Linked DNA regions of Homo sapiens: region 2 is linked to region 1. A link is a loop called in an ENCODE intact Hi-C map of the cell type or tissue named here. Cell type or tissue: tibial artery. All regions are shown on one strand. Each heading gives the region's core, and the rest is flanking DNA. Links, peaks and the distances in the headings are about the cores only. Region 1 has its middle 19 kb from the start of DDR2. Region 2 overlaps DDR2 (discoidin domain receptor tyrosine kinase 2).

Region 1 (11,230 bases), core at 1,065-9,064:
AGAATATGTTAGGAGATTTTTAAAAGACAGCAAAGACTGGGGCCTCTGGGCCTCATCTCTTGTATTCCTACAAGGGTACAGTAAAGTGCTGGGTCCAACTTCATCACTTATTAAATCCTTTTTGGTTCATTCACCTAAATCAAGTAGGATAAACAAAGGTTAAAAGAATCACGGTTCTCAGATAACCATTGGTTATAATTATTTAATCTGAACCATAAAATTTGATGCTTGGTTTTGTCCACCAATAAAAATAAAACCCTATAATGATAATTCCTGTGTGTGATCAAAAAAAAATTGTCAAGAGAGAAAAATATTTGTGTCTTCTAAATGGCATCCTTTGATAAAAGGGCATATGGGTGTATGACCATCCACTAACTTTTGTTTTTTTTCAAAATACATCATGAGATGCGTTCTTTTTTAAGCTAACACTCCATGTTTGCAAACCTTGAACCATAACTATAAAATAATTTGCCTGTGTGAGATGTGTTGTAGCTAGTATCTCACAGGAATAAAAGAAATATGAAAATACAGTTTTTAAAAATTAGTCATTTCAAGATATCATATTTACATGCATTTTTACCTCCTTCCACATGAGATTGCATTTAAATGTCACCAAAAGGAGAAGCGCCTCCAGGATGCTGGAGTAAGCACCTCTGAAAATCTATTCCTCCACAAAACAAAACAAAAAAAAAACACTGAAGAAATTATCAAAATAAACTTATTTAGAACTCTGAATGTTAACTAAAGGCTTGCAACAAACTGAGGAGAATTTATTAAAGAAAAACAGCTGAAACTAGGTAAAAACAATGAGCTTTATGAAGTTTTAACTTGGTCTATTCTCATCCCCTTCTGCCCAGCTCTACAGCAGCCTCAAAAACATGATAGCTTGGGAAAAAAAAAAAAAACAGTCACTTAACAGCCATGAGAGGTGGAAGAAGGTTCGGAGCTCCCCTAAAATACTATCCCCAGAAAATTATTACTATTTTACCTGTCTCCCCTCAGGGCTTGTCTCTATTTAACCTGATTCAGATCTCACTTAGTAAAAAGTCTTATCCCCAAGATGTTTGTCAAAAACAATCAGTGGCAATGGTTTAAAACTGCAGTGGCCTAGGGCAGCAATACCAGTTGGGGCAAGCAAGAAGTTGGCCAAAAAACTTAAAAGAAAAAGCTGGATATTTATACAGCCATAGAGGACTTTGAAAAGGTCCTACATATTCTTGGTAATCTAGAAGGCCATAAACATGTACAAGTCCATGAGTCTGTCCAGAAAAGACCTGAAAAGGACCTATGCTCTCACCTCTGACCTTTAGGCTCTGTGCAAGCAGAAAGTGAAGACTAAAAAACAGTTGTAAATTTCTGGCCAATGCATTGGAGGTGCACCCCAAAACACACAGAGAACCCCTCAGCAAAGAGTGGAGAATTTTTGGTTCAAAATATTTAAGAAAATCTGTCCAGTCATTAGCTGACCACTAAGTTACCATAGCAGAAATTTCAGTGGCTGCACATGCAAAGAGTTCAGACTGCAAAATTAATCAAGAAAAGTCACTAAATATACAAACAGCAACAACAACAAGCTCTGAGGAGAGGGAAAACCTGATTTTCAGGATTGCCACAATGTATCATTCAAATTGTCCAGTTTAAAAAAAACAAAAGAAAAGAAACATGCTTACAAGAAGGAAAGTATGGCTCCCACAAGAGAAACAAACTGGTTAAAAAAACTGTCCTTGAGAAAACCCAGATATCGAACTTACTAGTCAAGACCTTAAATAAGCTATTATAAATGGTGGTCTGTGGGATACCATCAAGCATACCAACATATGTATAATGGGAGTCCTGGAAGAAGAGAGAAAATAGGGCAGGAAGAATGCATAAGAAAATAATGCCCAAGAAAATTTGATATTTAATTAAAAATATTATTCTTCACATCCAAGAAGCTCAATGAACTCCAAGTAGAATAAATTTAAAAGATCTAAACCTAGAGCCATTATAGTCAAATTATTAAATGCCCAAAACTAAAAGATAATTTTGAAAGCATCATGAGAACAATGATCCCAGCTGCTCAGAAGGCTGAGGCAGGAGAATTGCTTGAACCAGGGAGGTGGAGGTTGTAGAGAGCCAAGATTGCCCCATTCCACTCCAGTTTGGGCAACAAGAGCGAAACTCCTAAAAAAAAAAAAAAAAAAAAAAAACCATGCATGATAAAATGATAAAGGATATCCTCAATAACACTAAATACTGACTCCTCATCAGATACCATGGAGGTCAGAAGGCAGTGGTATAACATATTCAAGGTGCTGAAAGAAAAAGAATGTCAATTGAGAATTCCATGTCAGCAAAACTATCCTTCATAATGAAGAAGAAATTAAGATATTACCAGAGTTCTTAAAACTGAAATAATTAATTGCTAATCCCAGCTACTCAGGAGGCTGAGGCAGGAGAATCGCTTGAACCTGGGAGGCGGAGGTTGCAGTGAGCCAAGATCATACCATTGCACTCTAGCCTGGGTGACAGAGCGAGACTCCATCTCAAAAAAAAAAAAAAAAAAAAAAAAAGGTACTGGGTTAGTAAGGGCAGCAAATGGTTGAGATGAAACAAGACTGGCAATAAATTGATCATTATCGAGGTTGGGTGAGTGATACATAATGTATGTAGGTTTATTACACTATTTTATCTTCTTTTGCATGTGCTTTAAATTTTCCATAATAAAAACATTTACATTAATTAGTTAATATCAGAAGAATCTATCAGAAAAAGAAGGGGGGCTATCAGAGTACACACTCTCTGTTAGGAATATCATTGTGAAATTTCATGTCTCCCAAGATACAGAAAAGATTCTTAAGCCTTCCAGAGAAGGAAAAAATAGTTTACCTACAAATAGGAATCAGACTAGCATCAGGCTTTTCATGAACAATAATGGATGCTTGGAGCCAATGAAGCAAGACCATTAAACTCCTAAAGAAAAATTCTCCTAAACTTAAAAGTATCTACCCTGTCAAAATATCTATCAAATATGAGAATAAAGTTTCCAAGAACTCAGGAAATTTGGTTTTCATTCTCCCTTTGTGGGACATTGTTTGAGGATGATTGAAGCAAATGAAGAATAAACAAAAAAGAGGCAAATGTGATTTCAAGAAGAAAAAATGTATTAAAGTCCAAGCAATAAGTAGAACTGGCAGGGAAATGACAGAAAAGATATGTTTCTTCTGTCAACAAGAAAGACATAAACAAAAGTAACTGTGTAAAGCACAAAAAATGTTCATCTTCACAACTAAACAAAAATACATGTTTAAATTCTTATTTAAATCTTTTTGTCTATCAAATTATTACACAAGTGTTTATAATATCTGGTGAAGTTAAGATTTGGTGAAATAAAAAATTGTGTATTGTTGGTGGGGTAGGAAGAATAATGGCCCCCAGAGTTATCCATGTCCTAATCCCCAGAACCTGAGAATATGTTACCTTGCATGGCAATAGGGACTCTGCTGATGGGATTAAGCGTAAGGCCCCTAAAATAGGAAGATTATCGTTGGTTATCTGAGTGGTCCTGTCTAATCCCATGAGCCCTTAAAAACGTAGAACCTTTCCCGCTGGGTCAGAGAGATACAACAACCAAAAGCAACAGAATGAGTCTGAAAATGGCAGCATGAGAAGGATTCAATACCCTATTACTGGTTCTGAGATGTAGGCGCCATCTGCAAGGACCAGAGAGCGGCGTGGGGGAGCTACGGACAGCCCCAACTAACAGCCAACAAGGAAACAGGAGCCTCAGTCCCACAACCCCATGGAACTCCATGCTGCCACCTGAATCAGCGAAAAAAAAAAAAAACGGATTCTTCCTTCCCTAGAGCCTATGGGAAGAAACTCAGCCCTGACAACAACCTGATTTTAGCCTGATGGGACCTGTACCAGACTTCTGACCTGCAAAAATATAAGATAATTAAGTTTGTGTAGTTTAAACCACTAAGTTTGTGGTAATTTGTTATGGCAGCAATAAAAAAAAACTAAGACAACTGGCAAAAGTATAAATTAGTAAAATTCCCTAGCAATGCAAAAAAAAACAGTAATCAGAGCTTTAAGAATATTTATATTCTTTGACCAAATAATTCTATGTCTGGGAATCCATACTCAGGAAATACTTATAAATATGGAAAGCCTCTTATTAAAAAATATTTGTCACAGCATTATTTATATTATCAAAAAGCTGGAAGAAAAAAATTAATGTTCAACACTAAGTAAAAGGTTAACAAATCCACCTGAATAAACATGATTCAGCAAATAAAAAGTAGACTTATAAATATTAATTACACAATATGAGGAAATGTTTTTGCTATACTGTTAACTATTTAAACACTTTTTTTTTTTTTTTTTGAGACAGAGTTTCGCTTTTGTTGCCCAGGCTGGAGTGCAATGGCGCGATCTCAGCTCACCGCAACCTCCGCCTCCCGGGTTCAAGTGATTCTCCTGCCTCAGCCTCCCGAGTAGCTGGGATTACAGGCATGTGCCACCACCCCGGCTAATTTTGTATTTTTAGTAGAGACGGGGTTTCTCCATGTTGGTCAGGCTGGTCTTGAACTGCCGACCTCAGGTGATCTGCCCCCCTCTGCCTCCCAAAGTGCTGGGATTACAGGCGTGAGCCACCGCGCCCGGCTATTTATGCACTCTTTAAGGTACATAGAAAAGAAATACCTAAGAGAAAAATACACAGAAACAATAGCAGCTGCATTCGAAAAGAGGTCATTTTAAATATGCTATTTCTCTGCATTTCCAAGTTTCTATTAATGAACCTGGGTGCCCTTCATCTGCTGGTAGGACACAGAGGATCGAGGTATGGATGATGTCAGCATTTCTCAGACGGTCAAGCAGGTGGGCTTTTACTCAACCCTGTGTAACTTGGACCTGGGCTAAACATTCTCCTAAGGCTGAGGCGCTAATACCTGAGCATTTGAAAATACTGCCCTCTACTGCACAGAAATAGCCTTGCGGGAAAGGCTACAAAAAACAGTTAAACATGCCCAGCCGGGACAAGGCCCCCAGGAAGGCAGCCGACTCACAGAAACTAGCCTATAATACACTCAGAAAATAAGTGAAAAATCAAGCTATAAAACCCGGCTTAAGCAAATACATTCTGCTCCATGGCTTCAGATATTAGCTCATCATTACCCTCAACTTATGCTTATGCAAGCCCCCCTGACAGCAGGGCAGATTAGGGTAGGACAGGCAGTGGGGCTGAGGGCTGCTGCCACATTCCAGAGGATTCCAGACAGCTCCAGAAACAAGACCCTGGAGTATCATTTTTGGAAGCCCAACCAAATTTGGTTACGAGGATAGAAGAGTGAGACAAAAATAGCTTGCTACTAATAAACGTTAACCAAAGAGTACTATGGGCCTTTAATTTGATCACTATTTGGATATTCTTGTCTCTGATTAAGAATACGCCAATAAGCAAAGCAGTTAGTCTTACAACTTTGTTATGCAGGGGTAGGGCTCTCAACTTCCACCTGCAACCCAAGACAGGAACCGTAGGTTGTGGTTTTCTGCTTCTCACCCCCTGGAAGCAAGTTATCAAGAGCACCATTTCATTGCCCAACAGCTCTGTAAATGGGACCGGATAGAATTTAGTGTCCTCAGGCCCTTTGCTCTACTGAGGCTGTCTGAGCAGTGCCAAATTCAGCCTGCCAAATGCACTGCCCTTCAGTATGTTACGAGAATATAATAAAGGGAAGGGAAAGAATGTGAGAAAAACTTTTCCACTGAAACAATTACACTCACCTAAGTATAGCCCAACTCTACTTTCAAATGTTGATTCATTATTCCCAGAACTGCTCTTTGCCATCCCCTGCAAACACAACCCCCCCATATACAAACACACACATACAAACATACACTTTCCTATAAATAAAGAGGAAATATACCCTAAGTCCAAGAACAATAATTGGCTTTGGGCTGGTGTTGCATAAGCTTATTGTGATTCTTCTTAATTCGCACTAGCTTGAGCATGACCCTGGCGACAGCCATCTGGCCCTGATCACCATCTGGCACTCTCTCTCTTTGTGCTTTTGACCCTTCCTCCTCGGATACCACAGGCTGAGCCGTCTCATACCAATGGGCCCTTTTCCCAAACTGCTAATTGTGAAATTCACTAAAAATATTTGCTCTCTCTTCATTCATAGTTATTTTCCATTGCTCCTCAATTCTGATAGCTTAAAAATTATAAACCCAACTATTTTATACCTTTACTCTTTCAAAAGCCATGGTTGGTATGTATAGCATTTTTCAGAATGTTGTTGGGATTAGAAGGTGTGGTGGGTAGCAGCATAGCATAGTATTAATTGCAACAATGGTAGTATTTTGCCATTACTTTCAATGGCAAAAACCACAATTACTTTTGCACCAGCCTAATAATTCAAAGCAGGGATCTCAGAGCCAGACAGACCTGGATTTTAATCCTCACTCACCATCCGCTAGTTATGAAGTCTTGAATAAGTTATTTAAACTCTCTCTTTAATCAATTAATTATTTTAAAATATATTTTCAAACTTCAAAATGCATATACTTTTTTCTTTTTAATTGAGGCATAACATTAAAAACAAATTTTAAGTGTTCAGCCTAATTTTTAGAAATGTATCTGTTGCCACAGCTGATAAAAATACAGATATATCCAGCACTCAGGAGGCTCCCTTGTGGTTCTCCCTCAATAGATACCCCTTCCATAGAACTTGACTCTTCTAGCCTTTTCCATCATAGATTAGTTTTGCCAATTCTTGATCATATATATGGAATAATGAAATGGATACTCTTTTGTGCCTGGCTTTTCTTCCAATATTATTGCTAGGCAAGATGCAAATTTTTTTTTCAAGATGGAGTCTCACTCTTACCCAGGCTGGAGTGCAGTGCCGCAATCTCTGCTCACTGCAACCTCCACTTCCCAGGTTCAAGTGATTCTCCTGCCTCAGCCTCTCGAGTAGCTGGAATTACAGGCATGCACCACCATGCCTGGCTAATTTTTTTGTATTTTTAGTAAAGATGGGGTTTCGCCATGTTGGCCAGACTGGTCTCGAACTCCTGACCTCAGGTAATCCACCAGCCTCGGCCTCCCAAAGTGCTGGGATTACAGGCGTGAACCACCGCACCTGGCTGCCAAATTTATATTTAACTTTTAAGGGACTGCCAAACTTCTTTTCAACATGGCTATGCCATTTTATCTTGGCACCAACAATCTGTGAGAGTTCTGTATCCTGGTCAACGCCTTGTATGATCAGTCCTTTTAATTCTACACATTTTAATAGATGTGTCAGGGTACCTCATCATCATGGTTTGCATTTCCATTTCCCTAATGACGTTTAGCATCTTTTTGTGTGCTCATTTGCTATCAGCTTACCTTCTTTATTGAAGTACCTATACAAATCTTCTATTTTTTTTTTTTTTTAATTTATTTATTTGAGACAGAGTCTCATTCTGTAGCCCAGGCTGGAGTGCAGTGGCACGATCTCAGCTCACTGCAACCTCTGCCTCCCAGGTCCAAGCAATTCTCCTGCCTCAGCCTCCCGAGTAGCTGGGACTACAGGCACATGCCACCACGTCAGGCTAATTTTTGTATTTTTTTAGTAGAGACAGGGTTTAACCATGTTAGCCAGCATGGTCTTGATCTCCTGACCTCGTGATCCACCCCCCTCGGCCTCCCAAAGTGCTGGGATTACAGGCATGAGCCACCACGCCCAGCCTCTTCTAGAAGTTTTATATAGTTTTAGGTTTTACATTTAGGTCTATGCTTTATTTCAAATTACTTTTTATATTTGGTGCAAGGTATGTATAAGTTTACTTTCTTGAAGATGGATATCTAATTGTTTCAGCACCGTTTGTTGAAAATACTATTTTTCTCCATTGAAATGTCTCTGCACCTTAGTTGAAAATGAATTGACAATATACTTATTTCTTCCTTTCCTTCCTTTCCCTCCCTTCCTCCCTCTTTTCCTTCCTTCCTTCTTCCTTTCTTTCCTTTCTTTTTCTTTTCTGAGATGGGGGGTCTCACTATGTTGACCAGGCTGATCTTGAATTCCCGGCTTCAAGTGATCCTCCTACCTCAGCTTCCCAAAATCTTGAGATTATAGGCGTGAGCCACCACGCCCGGACTCAAATTGACAATATATGTATTGTCTATTTCTAGATTAGTCTATTTATCGATTATCTATTCTGTCTCATTGATATATTTGTCTACCTTGTCATCTATAGATCATTTTGGGGAGAACTGACATCTTAACACCAAATCTTCTCATCTACTTCTGTAATTTTACTCAACAACATTTTGTACTTTTCAATGTACAGGTCCTTCACATATTAGTCAGATTTACCCATAAGCATTTCATGTTTTAACATTACTATAAATGATGTTGATTTTCTAAATTTTAATGTCTAATTATTTGTTGCTAGAATATAGAAATACAAATGATTTTTGTATGTTGATCTTGTATCCCACAACCTTGTTAAACTTATTAGCTCTGATAACTTGCATGCAGATCCCACAGGATTTTCAAGGTAGATAATCATGTCATCTTCAAATAGACAGATTTATTTATTCCTTTCCAATGTAGATACCTATATGTTTTTCTTGCCTTATTTTACTGGGTATAACTTCTATACAACATTGAATAGAGGTAGCAAAAAAGAACATACTGCCTTGTTCCTGATTTTGGGGGGGAAATACACAAGTCTTTTACCATTAAGTGTGATAGTAAAATGTAGGTTTGCAAACATGACCTTTGTTTATCACATCTATTCCTTCTATCCCTAGTGTCATGAGACTAAAATTTTATAAGGAAAGGATGTTGGATTTTGAGAAATGTATTTCCTAAATCTATAATTTGTCTTTTTGTCTGTTAATATATTGAATTCTCCTTATTAATTTTCAAATGTTAAGCCAACCATGCATTCCTGGGCTACACCCCACTTTGTTATATTATCCATCTAATATATTGTTGAATTCTATTTGCTAAAATTGTGTTAAGAATTTTACACCTAAGTTTGTGGAAGCCAGCCTTTAAGATGGGTCCCCATAATCTCTGCCTTCCAGTATTTATACCCTTGAGTAGTCACTTATTGTACAATAGTTGACCAATATGGTATTATAGACATGATGCTATGTCACTTCTGAGGTTAATTATAAAAGACACTGGCTTCTATCTTGCTGCTGTCTCTCTTGCTTGGGTCACTTGTGCTGAGGAAAGCCAGCTTCCTTGTCATGAGGTCCTATGGAGAGGTCCATATGGCACAGGACTGAGGCCTTTTACCAAAGGCCACGTGAGTGAGCTTGGCATCACGGTCTTCAGCCCCAGTGCAGTCTGGATGACTTCTGCCTTGGCTGATGGCTTGACTCCAACCTCATGAGAGAACCAGAGACAGAACTATCCAGCTAAGCCACTCCTGGATTACTAATCTTTAGAAACTAAAAAATAAATATGTGGTGTTATGCAGCAATAAAATAAAATAGACACCATTAAGGTACCTGAATGGGAGAGAACATACTATTCATTGAGAAAACAGAATGGCAAAGATACACAGATAAAAGAGAAACAAGAACAGTAAGTACAAGTTTATACTTCCTAGCATCAGATAATAGAAAACCAGGCCCCTTAGTGATATTGCCCATCTTGTCAAGGATAGGACATGTGGAAGAAAAGAAGCCATTTAAGTTTCTTTGATTAAAATGAAGAGAATGCAGACACCTATTACATTTCACAATAAAGTCTGACTTGCCCTAAATACAGCTAATTCTACTAAGGCCATATTAAATAGTTGGATCAAGGGCCACTATTTCCTCTTTAAATTAGGATTTCTTTATTCCATAGTGACCCTAGGTGATTTTAATATTTTATTAATCTATTTTCAGAGGACTGATTTTAAAATATCTTTATAAGAACACAGAGATACTCTTTATCTTGTTAGGCTGAACAAGAACTGAATTTATGTGCCTCTAATGAGATTAACATGAAGTATGCACACTATCTATGAAGTTTTTTGGGTTTGTTTCTGTTTTGTTTTGATTAGACAGAGTCTTGCTCTGTTGCCCAGGCTGGAATGCAGTGGTGCAATTTCGGCTCACTGCAACCTCTGCCTCCTGGGTTCAAGTGATTCCCTGTTTCAGCCTCCCAAGTAGCTGGGACTACAGGCCTACACCACCACGCCTGGCTAATTGTTATATTTTTAGTAGAGACAGGGTTTTACCATGTTGGCTAGGCTGGTCTCAAACTTCTGACCTCAAGTGATCTGCCCCCCTTGGCCTCCCAAAGTGCTGGAATTACTAGTGTGAGCCACTGTGCCCAGCCTATGAAATATTTTTAACTTTACAAAATTGATTACAGTGGCTCACGCCTGTAATCCCAGCACTTTGGGAGGCCAAAGCGGGCATATCACGAGGTCAGGAGATCAAGACCATCCTGGCTAACACAGTGAAACCCCGTCTCTACTAAAAAATACAAAAAATTAGCTGGGCATGGTGGTGGGTGCCTATAGTCCCAGCTACTGGGGAGACTGAGGCAGAAGAATGGCGTGAACCCAAGAGGCAGAGCTTGCAGTGAGCCAAGATCATGCCACTGCACTCCAGCCTGAGCAACAGTGAGATTCCGCCCCCCCCAAAAAAAAAAAAAAAATTGACCTTGAATTTCATCAAGCTTCAGCTATAACTATAATTTTCAGGAAATATGGAGGCTAGAGGAGCAAGTTAAAGGACATCATGGAAATGAAACCCAAAATCTGCAAATCTATGTTGAAAAAGTAACCAGTTTTTTCTAACAAATAAATATCAAACAAAAAAAAAAAAGAAGAGGAAGGAGGACCTGCATATATTTTTAAATATTTAAGGGAATATTTAAAAGACATATTAGTCAAAGGCAATAAATTGACTGTAGAGCCTGATTCAAATAATGCAACATAAAAAATATATATTTATGAGACACTGGGGGCTGGGCACAGAGGCTCACACCTGTAATCCTAGCACCTTGGGAGCCAAGGAAGGGGGATAGCTTGAACTCAGGAGTTCAAGACCAGCCTGGGCTACATGGTGAAACTCCCTCTCTACAAAAAAAAACAAAAATTTAGCCGACATGGTGGTGTGCACCTGTAGTCCCAGCAACTTGAGGGGCTGAAGCAGGAGAATCACTTGAGCCCAGGAGGTTGAGGCTGCAGTAAGCCAAGATCTTGCCACTGCACTCCAGCCTGGGCGACAAAGTGAGACCCT
Region 2 (11,230 bases), core at 2,066-10,065, 170 kb before region 1:
TTGTTATAATCTTGACCCCTTAAATAGGGGACTTAAAAATGTCAATCATAAAACTCAAAACTGTAATCCACAAAACTGGAGTTTCAACTTCTCCCCAGGTTGCCGCTGTGTTTGCAATTAATTTGGTCTAATGTGGTTGTTATTCCATTTAATAACGGCTATTTAGGCAAATAAAACCTCTCTACCACTCTGAAAATAGTATTTTATCAAACATTAGGAGTCTATACCATTGTATTCTATTCTCTCCACAAGCTATTTCCAGTGCCATTAACTAAGTGCCAACTAACTCTTGACTGAAATACTGGTTTACTCTAAACTCCTTATTTTGTCCCCAGTGCTAATCCTACTCACGTAGAAGCAGCAGGAAGCATCTAGAATATCCTGCTACCTGGTTTTCTAGACAACAAGCTATGAACAGGTCTTACTGTGTTTTGTGTTGCCTAATCTTTCTAAGTTTGTCTTGGATTGTTTCAGATGCCAAACAGCCAAACAAATCAGAAAATTTAGAAGCAGTGTAGGCAGGGTATTGCTCATGACAAAGGAACACATTAATGTGTTAATAGTCTCTCTAAAACTGTAGAACTTTATCCAGATAGTATCTTTCCTGTTGTATCCAAGCAAGGCCAGTTTACAAATCAGCAAGAATTAAAAGTATCCAGCAACTAAATGAATATGTGTGGAAAAACTGGCGAAATTGAAAAAAGGTCTGTAGTTTAGTTAATAGCATTATGCCAATGTTAATTTTCTGGTTCCGAAAATGGACTAAGTGAAATGTTATAAATGGGGAAAACTGGATCTAGGGTAAGGCCACTCTACTATTTTTGTAACATCTTGTGAGCCTTAAGTTCTTTCAAAATAACAAGTTTTTTGTTTTTTTTTAAAGGATACAGCAACTCAACAATTCCCCACTGCTCTTTGGCACCAAGTAATGCAGCTAATTGTAGCAGAAAACTCAGAATGCCAGAAATCAAATCACCATTAACCACTCCAGTCTCTTTCCTTCTCAATTCAGCTCTTGAAAACATTTACTAAGTGAAAAACACATTAATCTGTTTTTATAAAAATGTTACATTTCTATTTAGAAGGATTTCCCAGCAAAAATAAGGATCTGCATCTTCCTGGAGATGAAGAAACATTAGAGACCTACCATATGCACTGCCAGAGGACAGAAGTCTTACTAAAAAGGAAAGACTAGGATGGCAAATTCCAGGTCTATAAATTCGACTTATGATCAAAGACTTAGTAGCCATGTATTGCAATTTTCTTTTTTTCTTTTATTTTTGTAGTTTTGGGCAAAACATTCACTGTTCTGTTTCAGCATACTTCCTTGGAACATCTTCATCTCTTTCCATTTTGCGGACACTCCCCTTCTTCTATTCTCCTTTACTCAAAACATATGGTTTAGACCCACATCATGGCTTTCTTGTGGGAAGCCTGGATGGGACTAGGAAAACACATGTTTCCAACATGGTGCATATCTGTTTGTGCAGATATCAGACAAGATTTAATCTTGTCTAACTTATGCGTATTGTTTTGATGTTTGCCTGTGGTTATTCTGGGCACAGCAATGGTGGACATTATTGAAAATGAACTTTATTGGCAGATGAAAGATAATAGAACATGAAGATTTATGAACTACCATAAGCTCTGCATCTCTGGGTCTTCATTTCCAAAGCAGCACTTGGAAAACCAAGCCCAGTTCAGGCAAAGAGTTCCTTTCTTCTCACCAGCACTTGAAATGGTCCAGAATATACCTGATGCTCACACCACCTTCCTCATCCACTTCTGAAATGAAAAGGTCATTCCCCGATGGTTGCTATATCTTTTCCAAGAGGAACTTCCCCTTTCTTAAAATTCTGAAAAATTCCTTTCCATTTCATACACTGAACCTGACTTCATTTCTTAATAAATATTTTTATCATCTCTATCATCCAGAATTTCTTCTTTCTCCATCCATATTTATCTTTTACTTCAAGACACTTACTTTCCTATTCCCTTTCAAAACTCCTTCTTGTTTCAAAATGGATTCCCAATGGCTCTAGCTACTCCTGTTTCTACCTTGCTCGACTTGACCTTCCCCTGTGTCTTTCCTGTGCATTCTCCATTGCCCCTTTTTATGTAGCCTCCTTTCTAGCCCTGACCTTCCTCCCTATTCAGTCATATGCACATTCACGTATCCTTTTTTTTCACCCCACTTGCACACAGTCCTCTTCTTTATACAGTCTTATATACTTGCAAGTGATCTTTCCACAACATTAAAACCACATTTTGCTCCTCAGGCACCTCTTTGCACTCTAGATCTTTTCTGATCATATGTGTCTGGATAGCACATCAAGTTTCAGACCTGGCTATCAGCACATTAGCCAGCAAGAATATAAGTTTAGATCTGACAATCCCAAAACACAATCTGCACATAAAATAATTCACATATATCATGAAGAAGATAACTTACTGCAAAGGTAATAAGGCCCCACAGTTTCTGATCATTTTTTTTCTATCTCCTTTTCCAAATAAGTCCTAGCTTCATTCTTCTAATTCAAATTTGAACTACTTTCAAATTCTACATACTAGGCCCTCACCATGTATTCTGTTGGGTTGCATGGATTTGTGCTACTAAACTCTAAAGGCATGACTAAGCTAGAAACTAAACCTGTGTCTGTAATACAAAGTTCTCAGTGCCAGAAGTTGAAGCCTTCCTCATCCCAGAAAAGGACACAGATATGTATTACATGATAATACATATTGGGCAGCCATCTGAAACATATTACTTCTGTGACTCAAGGCCAGGAAAATTCAGACATTGTAAGTTCATTTTAAATATGATTTTTTTTAAAAAAAATATGGAATCATAGAATAACCCAGTGAACTGGTGCAGAATCATAAAAAAGAATAAGTGGAGAGATTTTAGGCAAAGGAAGATATAATAATATTATTTTCTCTTGCTCTATAAGAAGTCATGGTGTGATCTGGATGTAGCCCTACCAGAGACATGTGGATAAAGAAGAATAGGCTGCAGGTCCTGAGTTCAAGTCCCTTTAATTCTAATGAAGCTAATACATATCTTGAAAGTGGAGTGTGGCAGGTCCCAAGGTATCTAGTCCTGCACATATCAAATATGCTAATGTATTTGGAAACACCTGGTAAACCTAAGGCACAATACAAATGGCATGTGTTACTATTACTACCATTACAGTGATTTCTTCCATGATCTCTTTTGCTGACTACAATTTTCAGAGCAAGAAATGACCAGATTACTAAACCCATCAGTTATAGATCCAATTTTCCAGTGAGTACTGGACATATCAGAACAAGAAAGGACCTCAAAACCATTTAATCTAATTTCCTCATCCTATAAATAAGAAAACAAAATGCAGAAAGACCAAGTGATTTAGCCAAGATGACACACTTAGTGTGAAGCAGAAAGAGGATTAAAGCTCCCAAACCAATGCTCTCTTGACTCTCAAACCAATGATTTCTCCACAGTTAGTCCTGGGATAGACTAAAGCCCAAAGGCATAGGACAACTATGGGGAAAGGACATTTGCTAGGATCAGAAGATGACCTGCAAAATGGAGCCTGTGGACTTGGGATCTATGCTTATGCTGTGGCGTGGAGCAATGCTGAAAGCTGAATGGGGAAATACACATGTTCCTGAGAAACTGTTGTAGAAGGTAAACTGGTGAGGGCAACAGAGGCAGACCCAAGGGGTCAAGGCTAATCCTTCTCAGCTTGGGAAACTGATTTGTAATGTTTTCTTGTTTCTCCTCAATTGGAATTAAGAGTTCCTTTTTCCAGCTTCCCACTAAATCTGAGGATTTGTGGAGTGTGAAAACTCAGAATCTGCTCTGAGCAGATTCCTTCTTGACAGTGGCTCTGTTTCCATGAATTCTGAAGCCACAGCCCTGAGCTTTCTTTTCTGCTGGTCACGCCATCTCAGAGGCAAGAGTGTGTATACTCAGCAGTAGCAACAGATGTTCATCCTGTGCCTCTCCAGAATCAAGGACTCTCGGAGTTAGAAGGACATTAAACATTGTCTCATACCACCATCCACTTTGTGTTTGAAAACCTCCATTTTCCTTGCATTGTTCTTGAGCCTCTATCTTAACCTCTCCAGTGACAAGAGACTCCTCACCTCTGGTGGCAGCCCATTTATCCTTGTATGTTCTGAGTGCTTCGTTTTCCCCAATAAGGAATGGAAATCAGTCTCCCTGTAACTTCTCCACATCAGTTCCTAGGACAACTTTTTTGGGGACACTCAGAACAGATCTATTCCCTCTTAGACAAGGCCATTAGGTATTTATGCCTGAGAAATTCAGCCCCAAGCCCAAAGATCCCACAGAGGCTTCATCCTTGAAAATGCTAGAAGATTTGGACAAGATGAACTCAAGAGTCTACCATCAAAACATCAAGATATCAAAACATCAGACTTTACTGATTAAAAACTCAGATTCTCACTAAAACACACACATGAAAATATCTGAACAAGACAAAGAAGAGAACCCTCTTACAAAATCACAAATAAATGGTGGATAGCATGTCTGTTATGTGTCCTCCATTGACCTCCTTTCCTATGTCCATTATCTATTCATGAATCCTTCCATCCATGAGGTACTTTTTTTTTGTAAATGACAATCCCCCTTCATACACTCTTGCAGCAGACATTCTTTCCTATCTACATCCCCAGTTGTTTCATATATGAACTTCAATCCTGACCCCTGCCCATGAATGAACAGAACACCCATTTCAAGAAATTGGGGGTTTTCAAGAATATATCATTCACTTTGACAGGAGAGAGAAATACAAACAGTGAGACATGTCCAGAGGCCAAATTAGAAAACCACCTGTGATTAGTTGCTGAATTCTGAGTCCTCAGATTCTCCACATCTATCAAGTGTTTTCCCTAAACTTAATCTCATGTTTCCCAAGACATTAGTATTCTTCAAGTTTTTCTTTCTGAAGATTCTTTTAGAATGACATGGAAAAATATTGTAGAATCTGCACATTTATAAGCACAAGTATAGTTAACCTTTATAAATTATCTGAATTTTCTAGCCTTTGTTATCCAACACTTTGGTATATCAAAGATTTTCTTTTACTAGATTGTATCTGCCCTAGGCTTTTTTTTTTCCTTTTTTAGTTCTTTAATGTAAAAAAAAAAAAAAGTGTATATGAGTCAGGGGTAGGGAGTGGGGGTGACCAGGAAAAGAGGGCAAAGCAAACAAGCCTCTGTCTCTCAGTTTCATTAAATGTCCAGATGGAGTGGCATAGGCATGGGTGAGTGGTAGGTCTTGTAGGGAGGACCTGAGCCGTAGGAACATGGCCAGGCACTGACAGCATCACTCGTCGCCTTGTTGAAGGAGCAGAAGGTGGATTTCTTGGAATGAGGGACGGTTCTTCGTATCTCTTCTCCAGCAGCTGAGCATCAGCTTATACACAGAGTCAGGACAAATGGCTGGTTGAGGGAGGTAAGTCTTTGGGAACAAAAATAAAGGAAAACAAAAGAGAGAGAGAGAGAGAATATTACAAAGACGGGGGAAAGGGAAGTATCTTTGCATCATGGTTTGATTTGCCCCCTGCCCACTTTCTTGAACTTGATAACTGAAATGGGTGTAGTGTCCATTTTTCCTACTCGTGAAAGTTCTGAATCATATCAGCCCTTTTCTAAGCTGTTCCATTTGTCTTCTGCAGTTGTCTGCAGCAGAATTTTTTGATGGGCCATTATGTGGTCCCTACCTTCATGCAAAAGATGAAACAACCAAAAAGAGACCAAATCTTCCATTTATGGGCAACCCATATTGAAGTTCATCTTGGCTGAGCCGATCATGGCAGAGGCAGAAAACAACATTTTTCTTTGGCCCACTCACTTATCTCATGTACTCAGGAGTAAATTTTCCTTTGACTATAGTAAGAAGGCAAATTGCCTCATAACCAAGATAGCTAATTTAGACTCCCTGCTGCCAAAATATTTACAGAGTATCAAGATACAATTAAATTCTCAGACCCCTCTCTTATTTTTAATATGCATAATGTATTATCTCTTGTCAATACCTTATCTATCTTTGGCTTGCTTGGATCTGTTCAAGCCACAGAAGATCCACTTTTTATTGTCTGCAAGATCCTTCCCCCAGCTATTATCCTTTTCCTGGTAAAGATACCATAATCCAAGGGTATGCTGTTGCCAGGCCCCTTTGGGGAAGTGCGGTGCTGTAGTTACTGGCAAGCTTTAAATTCCAGATCTCACAGGAATTTTAAATCTAAGCCACCCAAAAAAAAGCTTGGAGTATCTTGGCTAGGAATTGAGACTCCTGGGGAGCTTGGGAACTCATCTTTCCCTGAGTCCTGAGATGTCACAATACTGGGCCCAGAGATGCCTTCCAAGAGCAACAAGTTTAGGATATATCTGCCCATTTTCAGACATCCAAGTCTAGAAACATTGCTAGATAGTCAAAACCAACCCCATTTCTTATACTAAGCTATATTTTTAATGAATGCTAATACATCCCTTTTACACTTTTATTTTTTGACCCAGAAGAAAAACCACATGGTCTAGATCAAGAAATAGATAAATCATGAGAGATAGGACTTTGTTTCCTGCTACCTTTGAGCTGGGGAGAAACCTGACATGACCCTTTATGCTCTCCAAGAGTCAATGAGTTGACACATAGATAAAGCAAAGTGTATGGATGCCTGGGGAGGATACTGGTCTTTCACATCATCTGGATAGTTAGTGACAAAGACTAACACCTGGATAGTCTGTCTTCCATCTCGGCCCACTCCTGCTAAGGCAGGACTTGCCATTCTCCATCCTTCAAGGTACACAGGTCCACATCCATTCATCCCCAACAGTTCTTACCTGCCTCCCTTGGTCTCGGAAGAACTCTCCAGTATTCTCAATAACCTGTTCATCTGACAGCTGGGAATAGGGCTGTTCTTGACAAAAGGTGAAAGTCTCCCACAAAGTAACCCCAAAGGCCCACACATCACTTGCTGTAGTGAACTTGCCCTATTTAAGTAAAGAAAAGAATGGGAAATCAGAATAACCTGTGCACAACAACACCCTGTTAAATTTCATAATCTGCAGCTATACCCCTTCCCCCACCACAGGCAAGGAATTCTGAAAATGCCAAGATGTGCATGGAGTATTTAGAAACAGCCCATTCTTTCATTCTCATGATCTCAGCTTGGTTCTGTTTCTCTGGGGATGAGATCCAAGAGCTGAAAAAAACGCAGCCATAAGCTATTTGACTCTGCAACTGAGTGTTAGGTCAACCTTTCAACTCTAGGGTAGCCTTGGGAAAATGCTCCTGAGAAAGGCAAAATCTGAATGGGAAGTCAATGGTTTTTATGTTAGAGATAGAGGAATCTAGTTTAAGTGCCTGCAGTGAATCCAGGACTCTCATTTACCAGTTCAGTGATAATCACAGTGTTGAAAGATAGACTTTAACAAGTGACAGCAATGAGATTCAGGTGTAAATAGCATGCATTGACTACTCACATTTTCTACTCAATACAGACAACCACACTGTGAAGTGGATGATATTATTTATTATTAAATATTTTTTCCTTTGAGAAATGGGGTCTCATTATGTTGCCCAGCCTGGAGTGCAATGGCCAGTCACACGTTTGATCTCATTACTGATCAACACGGGAGTTTTGACCTCCTCTGTTTCTGACCTGGGCTGGCTCATCCCTCTTTAGGCAACCTGGTGGTCCACTGCTCCTAGGGGTGACCATATTAATGCCAGACTTAGTGAGGACACCCAATTGTCATAGCGCAGCGCAGCCCAGATTTTCATCCTCCTGCCTCAGCCTCCTGAGTAGCTGGGACTACAGGTACATACCACCATGCCAGTTATCCTTATTTTTTAGATCAGAAAAATGAAACAGGAGAGGTTTCCCAAATTCTTCTGGTTAATAAGACCATTAGTAGTGGAAAAACTGGATTTGAACCAAGGTCCTCTGAATGTCAGTCTAATATATTGTTTTGAACACCATATAATACCTTTAGGGAGAGTAATGCCTAACTATCCCATTAGAAATGGGTAAAATATAGCAATTCACATATATAGGTGAAAAAGATCTTTATAAGGATTTATGTAAACTGGTGTACATCACAGCATCATTCATAATAGCAGGAAATTGGAAAGTACTTAAATATCAAATTATAGAGGCATTATTAAGTTATAGTATATATCTACACATGGAATATTATGCAGATAATAAAATGTTAAGTTAAAAATAGAGATAGAGAATTGTATGGCATAGTGTCATCCCAATTATGTAATATAAATTACATATATGTACATATGTATATAAATGCATGCACAGAAAAAAAATTGCATGCATAGAAAAAATATATGTATAGAAAAAAATCCTCTAAGAAAATATACCAAAGTATTGATAGTGGTTATCCTGGTGAGTGCAAGGGAATAACTATACATTTTTTATTTCAAAATTAATTTACAAATCCTATAAGAATATTAGCAGGAAATAAGCAGATTAATCATAAATGAACAAAACCAAATTGGTCTCAGACTTTTCTCTGCAATGTCACACAAGAAAAAAGATAAAATAACATGTACATGGCATTGTAGGAAGTAAAAGTGTATAGTCTAATGAGTCTATAAATCAGCTGAGTGGTTATAAAATCAACAATAAAAAGTCTCAGGTATGCATGGACAGAAAATATACCTCTAATAGAGATATTTGGGAAAAATTACTCACTTATGGTATGGAATATCAAGAATCAAATAAAAATTATAAAGCAAAGAATGATGAACTTAAAAAGAACATGTTGAAAAGTATTGAAATACAATTATAGGAATTAGTCTATGTAATTATGAGAAACATGCTTATGAAACTAATGGAGAAGAAAATATTTTGTATAGGTAACATTTCTTTAAATGATAAGGTTTTTAATATCTTAAATTAAGAACAATCACTAGGTAGAAATGATAAAGAGAAACAAAGATAATAAATCTCTTATACTTTTTAACTTCTCTCCCTAAATTTTTATGTGTGTTAATTTTTTAGCAGAAATAGGCAAGCATTAAATAATAAGAATTAGTACACAAAGAAAATAATTTCAAATCAGAGAAAATACTACAGTCTATTGAGTTTGCCTCCTGCTGTCTCAGGTTTGTCTCCACGTGTCATGCATGTGAGCCCACAAGCCAGTTGTTAGACAGGGCTTTAAAATGCTGAGAACTTACCAGCAAGATACTCTCCCAAGACATCCAGCGGATAGGGAGCACTGCCCGGCCCTGGATCCGGTAATAGTCACCACTGTACAGGTTCCTGCTCATTCCAAAGTCAGCTATCTTGATTGTGTAGTTCTTACCCACTAAACAGTTTCGTGTGGCCAGATCTCGGTGAACAAAATTAAGAGAGGAAAGGTACTTCATGCCAGAGGCAATTTGGGTAGCCATAAACTTCAGATTGGTGTAACTGAGGAAATAGACAAGAAGACAGAAGGTAGCCTATGGAAACAGGAAGATGTGAAAGGTACACATTCTAAAATGGTATCAACAAACTAGGGTTGAAAGCTCAACATTCTTTCTCTACTCTTGATGAATCCCTTGCGTTTCCCCAAAGGGCAGCTGCTCCATTATTCCCTGCACACTGACTTCCCCCACCATCCCAGAACATTGATACACTTTAAGGCTCACTGCTCCCTATTTTCAGATCCCAGGTTACTCTCATGACCACAGGGAGGAGAAGGAAGACCTGGCTTGTTTACCTGACAGTGCGTACATCGCTGGAGGAAGAATTAGGGGGCTCGTGGCGGGAAAGAAACTGATTGAGATCTCCATTCTCCATGTATTCAGTGATCATACAGAGAGGGTCATCAGTGATACACACAGCTAATAGATGGATGATGTTTGGGTCCTTGAGCCGAGACATGATCTTTATCTCCTTAAGAAAATCATTCCTTGGGAGGATACAGACATAGATAAACTCAGAAGTTGCCAGAGTCAGAATCAAGAGAGAGAAGAATGCACACCAAGGCCTATTCCTGGACATTATGCCAAATCTTGTTTCCCTTTGGATAACTTTTGAGAGGACAGAGAAATTGACACCTGGATCTGTCTCATTCTATTCCTCCTGAAATATCATGGGCCCTTATTCAATTGTAATGTTTTTGAGAACAAGATCCATGACTTATTCACATTTCTATCCCTCACATCTAACAAAATCCCTGCCACACAGAAAGTGATTAATATTTGCTGAATCAAAAATAGGCTGCTAAAAACCACTCTACAGAGTAAAATGTTTCACTGAAAATCATATCTTAAGTGCACGAGGATATTTACCTTTTTTTTTTTAAAGCCATGGAGTCACTCTATTACTAGTGAAGAAACTTTGTATGATGTGAACAACCATCTTTGGCTTATCTGATTACTCTTTATTTTCTCATACTGACTTTTCTTAATGCAGTACGAACCATCAGTCAGTTGCAACATGTATTTAGTAGCCTGTCGAAAACAGAGCTCTTTAAAGGCTGTGGTGGTAATCATGTCAAAAGAAGTATTCATTTGACCAAGACTAATAATTGTTTGAGTACATGGTGACAGACACCCTTGGGTCATAAAGTAGCAAGATTTTGTTAGTGAGGCCTCTAGCCCACATTCCCAAAACTGTTGGAGCAGATGAGTTATAAGCCCTCCAAGAGTTTGCTAGGAATCCTGGACTGGAAGTCATACTACGTCAATATAAACCACTGGAATCAATGCCGTCCTGATGCAACACCTCCCCTCTTTCATTCCCCCTTCCGTCTCAAACCAGGGGTTTCCATGGCTTGGGAGGGTTTGCAGTCATGGCCATCCATCATTGCTAAGGACACAGGTGGAGGAATGGCAAACTTCACCGATCGGAACAACGGAGAAAGGCTTTGTCATATCCTATGTCCTGTGGTTTGGTTTGGTTTTGTTTCCCCTCATGCCACTTTCTCCAATCATGTGCTAAGATTAATATAAGAAATACTTCGTCTCTCTATAAGACCCAGAGAATGTCACTTTTTATTCTTACCAGTATCTTAAAGATTGAAATTATCAGTTAAATTTCTAAAGCCTCCAGTTTCATTTCCTCACCTTTCTCTCTTCTTTATCTTACATCTTGTCCATTGCAAGACTTTTAATGAAGTCTATCACCATTCTTGGAATTTATGATAATTTGGAAAATAAGAATAATAAACTTTTTTTCACTATGAATATCAGTGAGACAAATCAAGA

What was found. Hi-C counts contacts between places; a loop is a spot of excess contacts. Peaks named below come from ENCODE experiments on the same cell type or tissue, not always from the same donor. Only the 100,000 strongest peaks of a DNase experiment are listed, where the experiment ranks them.
Region 2: a loop joins it to region 1, with 3 times the contacts of the local background. A loop is called at or near these places in 9 of 110 quality-filtered maps.

Annotation. Positions count from the first base shown.
Region 1 is chr1:162,607,588-162,618,817 of GRCh38, reverse strand. No RefSeq gene overlaps it. Among named protein-coding and RNA genes, the nearest start is that of DDR2, 19 kb to the left of the region's middle. In tibial artery, for the core only: a CTCF peak has its summit at 4,967 (motif pointing left); a DNase peak (open chromatin) is centred at 6,024; H3K27ac peaks cover 2,072 bases.
Region 2 is chr1:162,774,352-162,785,581 of GRCh38, reverse strand. It overlaps DDR2 (discoidin domain receptor tyrosine kinase 2), which reads right to left. Exons shown (of 18, transcript NM_006182.4): 15 at 9,739-9,930; 16 at 9,212-9,446; 17 at 6,853-7,002; 18 at 1-5,470. The coding sequence ends at 5,336. It also overlaps the pseudogene RN7SL861P. Among named protein-coding and RNA genes, the nearest start is that of HSD17B7, 11 kb to the left of the region's middle. In tibial artery, for the core only: no CTCF peak of the experiment used is centred there; a DNase peak (open chromatin) is centred at 6,338.